5 separate regions of the Mus musculus genome follow, and all the other regions are linked to region 2. A link is a contact called in ENCODE Hi-C data. All regions are on one chromosome and are shown on one strand. Each heading gives the region's core, a stretch centred on a gene start or an enhancer-like site at or near the end of the contact. The rest is flanking DNA. Distances are from core to core; before and after follow the strand shown. Region 1 has its middle 18 kb from the start of Gm26206. Region 2 has its middle 65 kb from the start of Cr2. Region 3 overlaps Tyw5 (tRNA-yW synthesizing protein 5). Region 4 holds the start of 1700066B17Rik (RIKEN cDNA 1700066B17 gene). Region 5 has its middle 7.6 kb from the start of Asb1.

Evidence for each region. A loop is a pair of places that touch in the nucleus more often than their neighbours do.
Region 1: a map of T-helper 17 cell shows a loop between it and region 2 (1328-fold over the local background). The contact joins two enhancer-like sites. A Hi-C loop is called at or near these places in 5 of 37 maps with a recorded cell type or tissue (T-helper 1 cell, T-helper 17 cell, T-helper 2 cell and 1 more).
Region 3: a map of T-helper 2 cell shows a loop between it and region 2 (743-fold over the local background). The contact joins two enhancer-like sites. A Hi-C loop is called at or near these places in 5 of 37 maps with a recorded cell type or tissue (T-helper 1 cell, T-helper 17 cell, T-helper 2 cell and 1 more).
Region 4: a loop to region 2 is called in a map of T-helper 2 cell, with 4386 times the contacts of the local background. The contact joins the promoter of 1700066B17Rik here to the enhancer-like site in region 2. A Hi-C loop is called at or near these places in 5 of 37 maps with a recorded cell type or tissue (T-helper 1 cell, T-helper 17 cell, T-helper 2 cell and 1 more).
Region 5: a map of T-helper 17 cell shows a loop between it and region 2 (554-fold over the local background). The contact joins two enhancer-like sites. A Hi-C loop is called at or near these places in 2 of 37 maps with a recorded cell type or tissue (T-helper 17 cell and regulatory T cell).

What each region holds. Positions count from the first base shown.
Region 1 is chr1:3,118,704-3,121,403 of GRCm38, forward strand. No RefSeq gene overlaps it. Among named protein-coding and RNA genes, the nearest start is that of Gm26206, 18 kb to the left of the region's middle. Within about 2 kb of position 1,271, at least 1 of the 3 ENCODE cell types and tissues checked has a DNase peak (open chromatin) inside an H3K27ac peak, as active enhancers do.
Region 2 is chr1:195,240,308-195,243,007 of GRCm38, forward strand. No RefSeq gene overlaps it. Among named protein-coding and RNA genes, the nearest start is that of Cr2, 65 kb to the left of the region's middle. Within about 2 kb of position 1,409, at least 1 of the 3 ENCODE cell types and tissues checked has a DNase peak (open chromatin) inside an H3K27ac peak, as active enhancers do.
Region 3 is chr1:57,387,743-57,390,443 of GRCm38, forward strand. It overlaps Tyw5 (tRNA-yW synthesizing protein 5), which reads right to left. Exons shown (of 8, transcript NM_001037742.2): 8 at 502-1,010. The coding sequence ends at 754. Among named protein-coding and RNA genes, the nearest start is that of 1700066M21Rik, 11 kb to the left of the region's middle. Within about 2 kb of position 1,371, at least 1 of the 3 ENCODE cell types and tissues checked has a DNase peak (open chromatin) inside an H3K27ac peak, as active enhancers do.
Region 4 is chr1:39,845,944-39,848,643 of GRCm38, forward strand. It overlaps 1700066B17Rik (RIKEN cDNA 1700066B17 gene), which reads right to left and starts at 1,387. Exons shown (of 5, transcript NR_040465.1): 1 at 1,366-1,387.
Region 5 is chr1:91,531,597-91,534,296 of GRCm38, forward strand. No RefSeq gene overlaps it. Among named protein-coding and RNA genes, the nearest start is that of Asb1, 7.6 kb to the right of the region's middle. Within about 2 kb of position 1,420, at least 1 of the 3 ENCODE cell types and tissues checked has a DNase peak (open chromatin) inside an H3K27ac peak, as active enhancers do.

The DNA of each region.
Region 1 (2,700 bases), core at 21-2,520, about 190 Mb before region 2:
AGCAGCCAATAGTTGGGCAGAGAGACAGAGGTGGGACATTTAGTAATCCCAGGTAAGAAATGAAGAAGAAAAGAAAGGGTCTGCATCGAGAGGGCCATAGGACGAGCCTGAGGGAGAGACAGCTGAAATGTACATACATGCAGGGGGGAAAGCAGCCCCATCGGGAGTGCTGCTCAGAAAGAACAAGGGCAGTAAGATAAAAATACAGATTTAGTAAGTGTTGACTCAGGACGGCTGGAGGGGAGTGTGTGCTAGCCATGGAGAAGTTTGGAAGTGCCTGATCATTGACCTAGTTAAGACATACTAAAATATAAATGTTGTATGTGAGTGTCTTTCATTCATGAGTCCAGAGCTCTTGGGCATGTGCAGAGCTGCATGAGCACTTGCCAAGAAAATAGAGCTTACCTTTAAATGTTTACCACTACCTGGGTTACTTAAGGAGCAGATGAATTGGAAAGCCCAACCCTGAATGGATGACAAGTCACATTTGCTATATCCCTGAAGGACTCTGGGATCACCTTGCAGACAGCTTTATTTAAGAATTCTCCCCTCTTCAGCCATTGATTGTTGCTTTTATAGACACGAGGGGAGGACATTGACCCACTTCCTTTTCTCAGTCGAATTTCTTTTATCTGCCACAGGATGCATCACAATTTGTAGAGTCTGTAACAGTAGACTTTTTGGTTTTGAAACGAGTGTGGGAGACTTCTATCCTTTCTAATCATTCTCTATGAAATTTTTCACTGAAGATCTACACTGAAGAAGAGGGAAATATATGGACCTGAAGATTCTGTCATTTTCTATTTCACCTAAAACTTACATGGAAAACTAGCAAGGATTAAAGCATTACAATGGAACTTTATAATATCTGCTGCTTTGCCTGCCTTTTTGCATCCCTCCTGCCATCTCTGTACACTCACCCACTTCCTTCTGTTGTCTAGAAACAGGATTTTGCTCAGAAGTCCTGGTTGGGCTGGAGCTCACAGTGTCCCAGCCTAGCCTTGAACTTTCACTGACTCTGCACTTTCTTTGTCTACAGAGTTGGGACTACAGATGGGATTTATCATGCTCAGCTGAGAATATGTTTTGTTTATGCAAAGAGTAAGCACTGTTCATATAGTCATAGGTACTCTTTATGTCTCTTCTTTGCCTTTTCCTTTTTTTCCCCATTGATAAAATATCTTTTCCCATCTGGAGAGAGCTTAATCTTGGCTTTATATCCTTTAGCAGCAGTAACACTTTTGGAAGCGAAGGGAGGAGAATGAGATGTCCCTGGAGAAATTGTTTTCTTAGCCAGTGGCTGCCAGTTTTAGAGAAAACTATGTTTGTCTCCACAGTGACGGAGCAGGAGTGTGCAAGAAAACCCTCTGAGGGTTTGCTTGGATAACAAACATTATGCATCATGGGTCCCAAGTGCATACTTACTTAATGCCAAAAATTTGAAAAATATTTCCAGACAAGTAAGAAGAGGCAGATAGCTTATAAATTAAAATGAATGAATATTAACTGTGGGTGAAATTCAGAGCCTGGGTTTATTTTCCAAGGGCTATATTTGAATAAAAATATCTCTGCTATCTCATGTTTAGTACTAGTGATATGTATCTGTGTTAATTACTTTCCATTTATGTGAAAGACAGTTTGAAATGTGCTAAAATGTGAAACAAATGCATGCAGATTTCCTTCATTTGGGCCAAAATTTTATGTCCTATTTTCCAAAAATATATTTCTTCCAGGAAGAAGCCAAGCTATGTGGCCAGATATGATAAGAGTCTGAATTGCACGCAGCTATTTATAAAGTACTCTGTGTCTGCCATCTGCTCTCCACATTCATCTCTTCTGTGTCCCTCTTTCCTAAGATGCTAGCTGTGACTCGGGAGTGAATGTCACATCTTCCTCCCTGTTTTTATTCTTGTTTCAGCTTAGATCCCTTTCGAGTATCTGAGATCACTTGAGGATTGTCTAATGAAGTTGCAGGCACCCACTTCCTAAGTTTATATTTGCTCTTTAGGTTTTAATTTTTGTTCTTCCATTGGATCAGCAACATATATCTGAAAATATTTTTCTTGCTTCCACTCTGGCCTGAAGGACAACACTCCTGAAGGCTACCAGAGGCCTCTCCAGGAGCTAGGACACCACCAGGACACCTTTTCCATACAACTTACCAGTGCAGGCTTATTGCCTAGTGCTGGGCTTGTCTCTGTTCCCTACAGCAGTTTATTCAACTAAATCTAAATCTAGTGCTAAGGTATTGAATTTTAGAACAACATGATTTTTGTTGTTGTTGTTATTACAAAAAGCAATTGCCTTATTCTATTTGGATGTGTAAAGTAAGATTAATGGCAAATGGTTTTCATAACGGTACATAAAAATAGAATTAGTTAATAGATTTTTACCAATGTTTGTGATGAATTCAGGACATGGAAAAGGGAAGCAAAAGAACTAATAAAAGACTTACAAAAAGACAAAATCAATAACAGTCCTTCTTTTCTAAATATTGGGTTTTATTAGCACCATGATAACTGTATATTAATTTGCACTGACTGTCATAACAAAATACCAGAGAAATGGACTCTTAAACAAATAGAAACCTTTAAGTCTCAGAATTATAAGTGCAGAGGCAAGGAGACCACAAATTTAAAGCTAGCTTAGACTTTATAACAAAAGCCCACTCACAAGACAAGACCAGGATCCTGGAGAGAT
Region 2 (2,700 bases), core at 159-2,658:
GGAAGAAAGAGGGAGGGAGGGAGGGAGGGAAGGAAGGAAGGAAGGAAGGAAGGAAGGAAGGAAGGAAGGAAGGAAGGAAGGAAGGAAGGAAGGAAGGAAGGAAAAAAACCTAAAACAACAGGTAAGTAAATGAGCTTCCACTCTCCTCTGTTTTCTGTCAGGTCTGGCTGCTATCCAGTCTCCTGCCATTGCTGACCACCATTACTGTGGTCTCTCCCACCTGCTGCCTTTCTTCTGACCTTTCTCAGAGGGTTAGTGTGTCTTGTTTCTAATATGGTGTGCCTCACTGCCATATGACTGGGTCCCCTGCAGCCCTGCCTACCTGCAAGCACTGCCACACCAACCAGTGTGGTTGTGAGCTTTTGTCCTTCGGCTGCATGTGTAGTTTCTGTCCTCCAAAAGCTCGATTTTGGACAGTTGTGTTATTGTTTGACAGGTGTACCGCCCCAGTCAAACTCCCCACCTGGCACTGTCCCCGGAGTTTGAGGCCCGTGAGGCCGGCGTACCCCACCCCAACCCCTCGCGGGGAACGGGGTGGGGGGCACCGGGGGCCTCCCACTTATTCTCCAGGTATAATATGGACTATTACAATGATCAAAACAATAACAGGTATGGGGAGGAAATTCACAAGCCACATGGTATACCCGGGAGTCATGTCTGGTACAGAGCCCTTCCTAACCCCCCAAAAAATCCGCATAATCATGAGAACGGGCCTCAAAGAAAAAGTCAGTTGACATTATAGCCATGATTAGATGTAGTCAGACAGGGCCATGCTAGAATGCCCTGGCCACAGCATTATCTCAGCCTCAAAAATCTTGAGCCCTGGGCCCAGGGACCAAGGAGCTCCTGGAGAAATTTTAAAAGAATTAAAAGACACTGAAGCTCCAGGGAGACCGGGCTGGGCCCCAGTGGCTTGGAAGCCTGAGCAACATCATCCTCTTTGCCTCAGAAATCCAGAGCCCTGCCTCCAGGGACAGAATAGGAGGAGACAGGGAAAACATGAAGTTCCAGGGCAGGATTTAAGCCTTCTAGTTGACCTGATCAAGTGCCGCCAGCCTGTAATTTGTCTCAGTAGAGAGCACAGCAACTAACATTCTCCACATAGATCTCCCAGTATTCACTCTGATAGTGAATATACCCAAACATGACACCACCTCCGGGACAAAGGAAGCACATGCTGGCTTGCTGGGACCCCTTAAGTCTGGCCAGCTCTAGGTAGGGACTTCCTGTCCTCATAGACTGGGGAAAAGAAGTGTTGGAGAAACGTGTCACCACTAGGTGTCGCCCGACAACGGTCTCGATCAACCAAACAAACCAATACAGATCGCTCACGCGCCGCCCCGCCACATTCACTCACTCACTCCGTCTCTCCGGAGGGTCCTCCGGAGCTCAGGATGGGACACTCACGCACGCACGACGGAGCAGCGTACCCACCCACCACTTCTCCCGAGTGGCACAAACGGTCCCCATCGTCCCGCCCGAACTAAGTGAACGCGGGCTAGACTCGGGCACCCAAAAAAACGAAAGTATGACAGGGAGCGGTGAAAACAGGCGAAATTGTTCTCTAAGTCAAAGTACGTGGCTGGTCAATCGGTCAGCACAATTAGGGGAGCATAGAACCAAAACAGGGAGTGCAGGGAGGGAGGCGGAGATGCCTGTTCCACCTTACTTAGGTCTCCTTTTCAGAAACACCTGGGGTTTCTTGTTACTTTCTGGGCATTACTGCCTGGCCCCCTTTTGGAAGATTAAATGCTGTGTTAGAGCAAATTAAAAGAGCAATGGAATGGTTAAAATTCCCATTTGTATTTTATTTTCAGAAATAAGTTTTTTATAGTGATTTGCTTTAAATGCTTTTACTTTGGTAAGAAAATAATTATTTTATTTTTTTAGAGGATAATCTGATATTTCTTATTCCAGCTGTAGATTGCTGTGATTACAAGCAGGAGCCAGCAAACCCACATTTATACAGGATTGAAAGGGTGGAGCCTTTTGAGACACCCTAGGCCAGTTCTTCCCATGCCTCTCATAAGCCATATCGCATGCATCTCATGCACTGTTTTCCCCTATTCTTGGTGTGTGTGTGTGTGTGTGTGTGTGTGTATGTGTGTGTGTGTGTGTGTGTACATGTGTGCACCTTTGTTTCTGCCCCTCCTTGTAAGATTTTGTGTTTGAAAGTTTCTAATTTCTGTTCTGTCACTTTGTTGCACATGGACCTTACAAGATGTGACCTACATTTCCAGGTAGTTTTCCATTTATCATCCTCTAGAAGACCAGAACATAATTAAACCCAGATGACATGTGCAAAACTGTGAGGAGGCACCAAAACCAGCCAGTGCCTCATAAAATCCTCAGCCATGGTTTTCTTCTGCTTTGGTCTATTTTTTAAATGCCAAATGAATTGATCATTTTTATTTTTATTGTTATTTTAAATCAAAATGCATAAAAAAGGTAAATAAATTAATTGTCCTCGAATTACTTCTGAATGCCATGCGGACATGATTAGTTTGTTAGTCAGAAAAAAAAATAGATAAAAATAAATATGGACATAAATATAATTAATTGTCCTAAAACACCAAGAGCCTGTCTAGGTAAACAAAGTTTCAAATGTCTGTTGTTTCAGACTAAGCCAATCTACACAGCAGCCTCCAAGACAGCCAGAAATACATGGAGACACTCTGATTCGAAAAAGTTAAACAAGTG
Region 3 (2,701 bases), core at 121-2,620, about 140 Mb before region 2:
TCCCAGAACTCATGATCTATCACACTATCAAATCTATTTATTCTTAGTCCTGATAAGTCCTTATTCAAATCCCCCTGTAAATTTTCTTAAATATCTAACCTTAACCATTCTGCTCTCTTAATACACTTTCCTGTACCTCAAGGAAGAGCAGCCCACTCTTATGTGTAATTTTATTGCATGAGGTAACAACAGACTCACTGATGGACAGGGTTGAAGACAACATTTCAAAGCATTAAGGCTAAGAGAATTCTGAAAAGCTGCTTCATGTAAGACAGTGCCTGTGGATTCCAGCCAGACTCCTCCACTGCATACAAATGAAGACACACAAGGCCCCAGCTGCTACTGGCAATCATCCCATGACCACGAGGGTAGCTAGACCTAGGATAATGCCAATCCTGTGGTTGAAAGACAGTAGGGTGGGGGTGGGGTGAACAAGGTTTTGGTGGTATCACTAAATCCTTGGAAAAAAAACAAAGACGGCCACTCCACCAATAGACTTTATGTAGTGTGATTCAATAGATTTTTTATTAACTCCAAATTTTATTTACATCTTAAAGCTAAAGAATGGTCCCGTTAAGCATTTTCAATCTATACCAGTAGATATCAGATATACATCTCCTTTTATACTATAAATCTCAGACTTATCTTTCCTATTTTAAAAAACATCTTTAAATTTTTTATCTTGTTATAGTTTTCAAATACTTGAGCTGCTTTTTATTTATTTTTAAAATTGTATTACATTTAGTTCATTTTTTACTCAAAGTTCTTGCTGTAGGCTTTGTCTTGAATACGTAAGACCATTTGGCGTGCATAGAAGTCCCTGTATTCCTCTGGTAATTCAGCCAGTGTTTTCAAAGCTCTGTCCAAGATCTGCACAGCTCTGGATGCCGCTACAGGATCTTTGTTGCCATAGGTATCTGTTGTGTCATAGCATTCCGATGGAAGGTGCTTCCAGAAGATATTCACCCCCACTCCAAACTCTTCAGAAACTACATTATGGAACCATAAAGCTGCAGAAAGTTGTTTTTAAAAAAAGTTAAAAATAAAACCTACAGTTTAAAAAAAACAAATGTCAGTGAAATATCACAAGTTGCATAAAGGCAGTCTGTAGCAAGCTCCCGTCGCTTGCATGCTCCCTGCTTTCCAGTCACTCACTTATCTGCCAGCTAGCTCAGTGTCAGGAGCACAGCCCTTGTTCTCATTGCCTGAGGAATTGTCATCTTTCCATCTAGCTTGTATTGGCTTTGAGATTCTCAGATTCAGGACAGTCTTTTGTGTTACATGTTTACACTTCCTAATTTACACAACCACATCAGAACATGGAGCACTGTGTACACAGAACATTTTAATTATTTAAAGACTATGCCTGGTCCGTTGTGACTCAATACTGTCATCGGTCTCAAGCACTTCCTGTTCCAGTGGCAATCTGGTTCTAACTTGGGCAGCATGCACTGTTGCTTTAGCTTTTATATTTCTAAGGTACATAGACCCATCCTCTATTTTTTTAGCTACAGCTAATTCTTTGTAGTATAGTGGTGATAAAGAGGAAACTTGACCACATTACTGAGCTATTTTTTCCTTTTCACTAGAAAGTTTACTGTTTGCAACTAACATTTTCAAAATGGAAGTGCTAGAAGAATATTAAAGAACACCTCAGTGTAACAGATGGAATGATAATCATGCCAAGAAATGTTTTAGTCTTGTGAAAGGAGGGTTTAAGCCATAGAGACATACATTCTAAGAGTGCTCATGGAAAAACAATACTTTTTTATTTATAAAAGTAATCTTACAACAGTTTAGATTTTAATTATAAGGTCTTTCGGAATCTTCTTTCACTTGTTAATATACCAGAACAAGCTAACATTCTGATAATTAAGTCTAAAGATGGGAATCTTGGTTTTATATTAAAATACATGCAAATATAACCTACAAAATCTAAACAGAATAAGAGAAAACTACATAGCTAAAATAATGTTCTAAAACTATGAAAACCAAAACTTTAATTTACAAAATGGCAATAGACTTAAGATAACAGCGTTGTTGCTGAAAGGAGAACAGTAGTCAGTCAGCGCACCACGGTCATGAGCCAGCTGTAGGAAGAGTGCTGCTCTATGGGGAATATAGAACTTAGCAAGAACATGGCTCCTTATGCTCAAGGAATTTACAGTCTAACTGAGTATGTCACCTGATCTTTACTGTTTATGGGTGTTTCAAAAGTTAATTCTACCACTGAATAAAGGTATCAATAGTTTAGGACTACAAATGTATTGATACAGCAAATAGAATTACACAAGTGAAAATGGCCAGAAAACTCCATTACTTTTGGTCTTTATAATCCAAGTATTCAGTTAAGTCATAAGTATTAATTACAAATATTAACCATATTATCATAGTTACTAACAACATGGAAATTTTATGAGCATCTAAACTAATATGTATTTATTGAATACAGACACTATTGAATACAGACACTATTTTTCAGATGTTGATATTATAATATTTAATAAGATTCATAATCTTTTAGAAATGGTAAATTCCTTTTAGAAATGGTAAAGTCTATATACTTTAGAAATAAAATAATTTTTAAAAAAACAACTGGGTACAATCTTTTCTCAGATATGATGATATTCATGTTTTTAGTAAAGTAACTCACAATACTATTTTAACAAGATATGGACTGCTTTATGACAGGAATATATTT
Region 4 (2,700 bases), core at 137-2,636, about 160 Mb before region 2:
TAACCCTTCTACATTTTTCCATCTGTAAAGCTGCTCTCGGTTCACATTACTGGGCTCTATGGTGTGTGAATATAAGCTGAGGCTATAGTGGGAATATATATGTGTAACACAAACCGTTAGCCATTTGATATTTTAGGGATTTCTGGAATGTTATTTGAAAGATGGACTGAACTATCTCTTTGAAAGTTTCAAAACCACTAAGCGGGGGAGGCAATGTCCTAGAGTCCAGCCTGCCAGTAATTCTGCAACCAATGCCTAAGAAAACAAAGGGTCTGCCTGGGGACTGAACCCAGAGAGGCCCAACCAGGAAAAACCACTGGAGCATTTTGCTGGAGAGCGAGGTGAACAAGAATATGCTCTGGGTCTCCTCTGGATGCCCAGATCCCTGACCTCAAAGGTTTGTGTGTTTGCCTCGGTGCTGACTTCAACATGGTCTGGCCCCTGTTCAGCAGCTAGGGAAGCCCTTGAGTAATACATGCTGGTGCTCAAACATTGGGAGCCAGGCATAGACCTAGAACCTCCTAAACTCAGTAACAGTAGAGATCAGAGCAAGCCAGGGGAGGCTAAAGGAAAGGAGCAGTCCAGGGCTGGGAGACTCTGTTCAGAATGGGGATGCCACACAGCACCTCTTCCTTCTCCTACCCCCACCCCACCCCCAGCCCTATCCTCAGACCTGCCTTCGTCCTGTGACTTTTTCAACAAAGGTAGATTAGACACCAGGGTCTTTTCTGGTCCCTCCTCCTCTTTCCCCCCATTCCTTCTTCTCCTCCCCCTCCCTTTCTCCTCTTTCTCCTCCCCCTTCCTCCCTTCCTCCTAGTCTTTGGCTTCCCCTGGACTTTCCCCGACTCTTTAAAAACGTTCTCTCTCTGACAGTCGACAGGGAAAGGAAAGATATTTTCTTCATTGGTGTAAGGCACCCATGCTCCCACAAACAACAACCCGGCGCTCCTGTAAATAACAATAATGAAACTTACTGGGTCATGAAATAAAGGAAGGGGGGATGAGGTTAGAAGGTGGACTAGTTGAGAAGGGGAACGGGATTAATGGAGGGTGGGAGGGACAAGATGTTGAGGGGATAAAAGTGATCAAAATGCACAATGAAAACAATTATTATGTGCAATTAAGATATAATAGTAAAACCACTTTTTAAAAGCTCTCTCTCAGTTCTGCCCCTGTAACTACTGTCCTATCTGTCCCTAGCCTTCACATGAAACGTCTTGCCATCAAGACGTGACTGTGGCATTGCGTCCCTCCCTAAGCCAGTGTGCCTGGACTTCCCCTGCTGGAACAGTGGCGTCATCTCAAAGGTCACAGCGACTTCCTGATTTTAAGTCCAGGAAGCTTTCTGGGAGCTGATGCTCTCACCGGCCTCTGTGTAATGATGTCTACAGACCACCGCTCCTCAGGTTGGAGATGCCCTTTGATATTGTGACTTCACTTCCTGTTTTCCCCTCCCCCACCCTCACCATACCTATCTCCAAAAGCTTTTTCTATCTTCCTATGCCTCTAAAGCAGTAGATCTCAACCTGTTGGCTGAGTGGCCCCTCTGGAGCCAAACAGCCCTTACATAGGGATAGCATATCAGATATCCTGCATATCAAATATTTACATTATGATTGGTAACAGTAGCAGGTTTACAGTTATGAAGTAGCAACAAAAATAATGTTATGGTTGGGGGGGGGGGTCTCCCCAACATGAGGAACTGCATGAAAGTATCACAGCATTAGGAAGGTTGCAGCTCTAAAGCAAGATGGCGGTGCTAGTTTATAGCACACTATCACAGGGTGCTGAAGACAATTGTAAAACAATTGGCTTTCTGCCCACTCTGAAAGCTAGACGTCCAAGATGGCATCAGTGTTGGTATATCAGTCTATTTTCCACTGCTACAAAAAAAAAAAAAAAAAAACCACAAAACTGCCTGGTGTTGGGTTCTTTGTAAAGAAAGAGGTTTTATTTAACTCATACATCTTCAAGTCCAAGAGCACAGCCCTGATTGTCACTCAGCTCTGGTGAGGGCCTCCCTGCAGGAACATGTGCTGAAATCGGATAGCAAGATCCGAAATCAGAGAAATTCAGGCTCTATAGCTTGATCTCCAAGGACCTGACCAGAGTGTCACAACTCTATCAATCCCTGCCTAGTGCAGCATCCACAAAAACTTAACCACCTCCCGATAGGCCCCACCTCTTAAAGGTTCAACCACCTTACACTGCCACACTGGGAACCAAATTTCCCACACATGACCCTTTGAGGAGGACACTCAAGTCATCTCTGAACTATAGCAGCTGGTTTCTTCTGTAGGCTGTCTTATTGATTTATAGATGGTGGGCCTTCTCCTGTGGCCTTGTATTCTACCTCCGTTTATATATGTATCTAATTTCCTTCTCTTATAAGGACACTAATCATATTAGATTAGTTCTCCCTAATGACTTTGTCTTAATCATCTCTGTAAACTCATTTTCTCTAAATGAACTCCATTCTGGGACACGGGAGATGGGCATCGCCGCAACACATGGATTTTGGAGGTGGAAGAAAAAGGCATAATGTCATCCCTAGCCATGGTCAATCTCATTCAAATCCTTGGTCCTTTTAAATATTGCTTTCTTATACCCATCTAAAAGCTGGGTGTATAGTTATCAAGCAAAATGGTTTTTTTTTTAATTGCAAAAAGTAATATATCTCATGAAAACATCAAAGGTGTC
Region 5 (2,700 bases), core at 170-2,669, about 100 Mb before region 2:
CCTGTGTGTAGAGAACAGAGAAGGATGTTGGGTGTTCCATACCCTGCCTTACCTGTTAAGACAGAGTCTCACAGAACCTGGAACTCATCGTTTTTCCAGCTAGACTGGCTGGCCAGAAAGAGCCTGTCTGTGATCCTCCTGTCTTTGCCCCTTCCCATCCCTCAGCACTGAGGTCGGAGTTCTGGGTGGCTGTGCCTGGAGACCCAAACTCAGCTCTTCATGCCTGTTCAACAGGCACTCTACCCACTGAGCCATCTCCTCAGCCCTCGAAAGTAGGTGTGTAATGTGACTGAGGAACCTGGAGGCAACTTCATTTTGTTTTAAGGATCCCCTCTGTGTGCTCAGGCTCAGCATCTGTCATTCTGGATTGAGTGCTTTGGATAGTAGGCCCATCCCGAAACCTGGAGAACCAAAGATACAAGAGGTTAGAAAGAATGGTTCATAGCCATTGCGGTGTTGGTGTTGGTTATATAAAAGAAGAAAAGTGGTTTGCAAAGAAGGCATGTTAATATAACAATACTAATGTTAATATGATATAATGTTAATGTAACATTGACTTGTGATGCTTTGATTCCACGTAAAACTAAGAAAGTGGGACTCCATCTCAAACCCGTCCTCTGTCGCCTACTAACAGGAGAGGTCTCGGTTGGGAAGAGGACAGTGCCCAGCATGCAGCAGTAAAAGCATTGCCCCTTCACTCCCCTAAGAACAAATCAGAATTACTGGGTGCAGAACCAAGTCAAGATCTCAGAGGGCAAAGGGCGGAACAGCCCCAGACCACCACACCACCCGCTCTGGACTGTCAGCAGGCTGCTCTGGGCTTTGTGCCCTCAAGCTGGGATTTAAACTAAACAGATTTCCTATAGGAAACACACACACACAATCACACTCTGCTAAAGCTGCTTTTATGGACATTTCCCCTCAGAAATATTTCTCTCTGGAAAAATAAATTCACAGGATGTAATTAAAGCCATTATGTGTGTATGTTGGCTGAGCCTGTTCCTAAGTGCTTCACCAAACGGGCCACCGAATCAAGGAGTGAAGGCAGGCTTTGTTCCTGTCTATCAACAATGATATTTATTAATTGCAGCACAGGGTGTTCTGAGTCTTTATGGTTTCAGAAATAGCCTTCTGCTGGTTCCCTACCCAAGGAACCCATTGCCTCTGACCCCAGTGTGGCCTCTGCAGGAGCCTTGGATGCCATAGCAGCCCACAGCCCACCGTTGGGCTTGTGTCCTTTGGCTTGGGGCCTATGAAGAAATAAATTCTAAGCATGAGAATAATTAACTTCTGAAAGAAAAAGTCCCCCCAAACAGTGCTTTTGAGTATCACAGCTAAGAGCAGTGTCGTGCTGCGACTTCTTTGTCTTCTCCTGTCTTCCAAGTCCTTTAGGAGAGCTGTTCTTGTACCTCTTTGTCCAGTAGGGGATCCAACTGGATTTGGCCCAGAAGAGGAATCAGAGTGTTGCTTTCTGGGACAATGTGGGTGTGGCTGAAGCGTGAGGAGCTGGGCCTGCCAGTGAGGCCACAGAGCAGACTGTCACAGCTTTTGAGCTTCATGGGAGCTTGTGACAGAGCAAAAGCACTCACTGCATGACCAGAAAGTAAAAGAAGGAGAAGGGCTGGGTCCCACAGTCGCACGGTCTGATGGCACACTCACAGTCACCCTATTTTCTGCCATTAGGCTCCACCTCCTGAGGGTCCCACCAACTTGCAATAGCACCACAGACTGGAATCCAGGTCTTTAATATCTATGTCTTTGGGGAATATACTAGGGATCTACCCTGCTTCAGGTGACTCCGGTCTGAGGATCAACAGTGACATTCGCAAAGACCCTTCGCATAGTTGGCTTGCACTCATGGGGGCCAGTTCTCCTCGAGGCCCCTCTCCAACATTCTACTCTGATCCGCAGTTCCACTTTGATGGTCCCTGCTTTTCTGGATCTTGTTGGCTCTGGCTGTTTAGTGGCATTGACCCACTTGTTCCCATAAGCCCAGGCAGGTTCTCATGAGAAACACACACTCATCCCAGCAGGGGGAGAATGGGTGTCTGCAGGAGATAGCTTCTGGGGCATCTGTGAGAAGGGGTGAGGTGAGGAGATAAATGCCTCAGGCCACGTGGGTGGAGCAGGGCTGGGAGCCCACTGTCCTGCTGGTCAGATAGGACAGCTGGGGAACTGGAGAAACAGTTCCTGGGAGAGAGTGAGGAGGCAATGAAGTCATGTCTGTGTGTGTGTATAAGGAGGGGCAGCAGGGATAGGGGTAGCTAGGCTTCCCTAATGAAGGGCCTCTGATGTCTGGCTAAGGGGCAGAGTCTGGCTTTAAGGGGTCATTACCATCAATACTAGGTTTGTGAGCCCAACTGACAGAAACCAAATCTTGTGGGAGAGAAATGTCACCTGGCAGTGAGGAAGCACCGTGGGGGGAAGAGTCCAGGCTTCCGAGGAGCTAAGTCCCAGCTTACCCTTGTGAAACTGCAGTTCTGTGTTCTGGAGCCCCTTGGTCGCGGTCGCCGTTAAGCTTCCTGAGCTGGCATTGGCTCCACCTCGGATCCTCTGCTGCCTGAGAGTTCCGGTGCCAGCCCTCTTCCACTCCAGGCTGAGACTGCTTCAGCTCTAAGTCTCTCTCAGTACCAGCGCACAGAAAGCACCATGCCTAGGCGGGTTCCATCTCTGCCCAAGGAGCGCCCTCAGACTCCACTC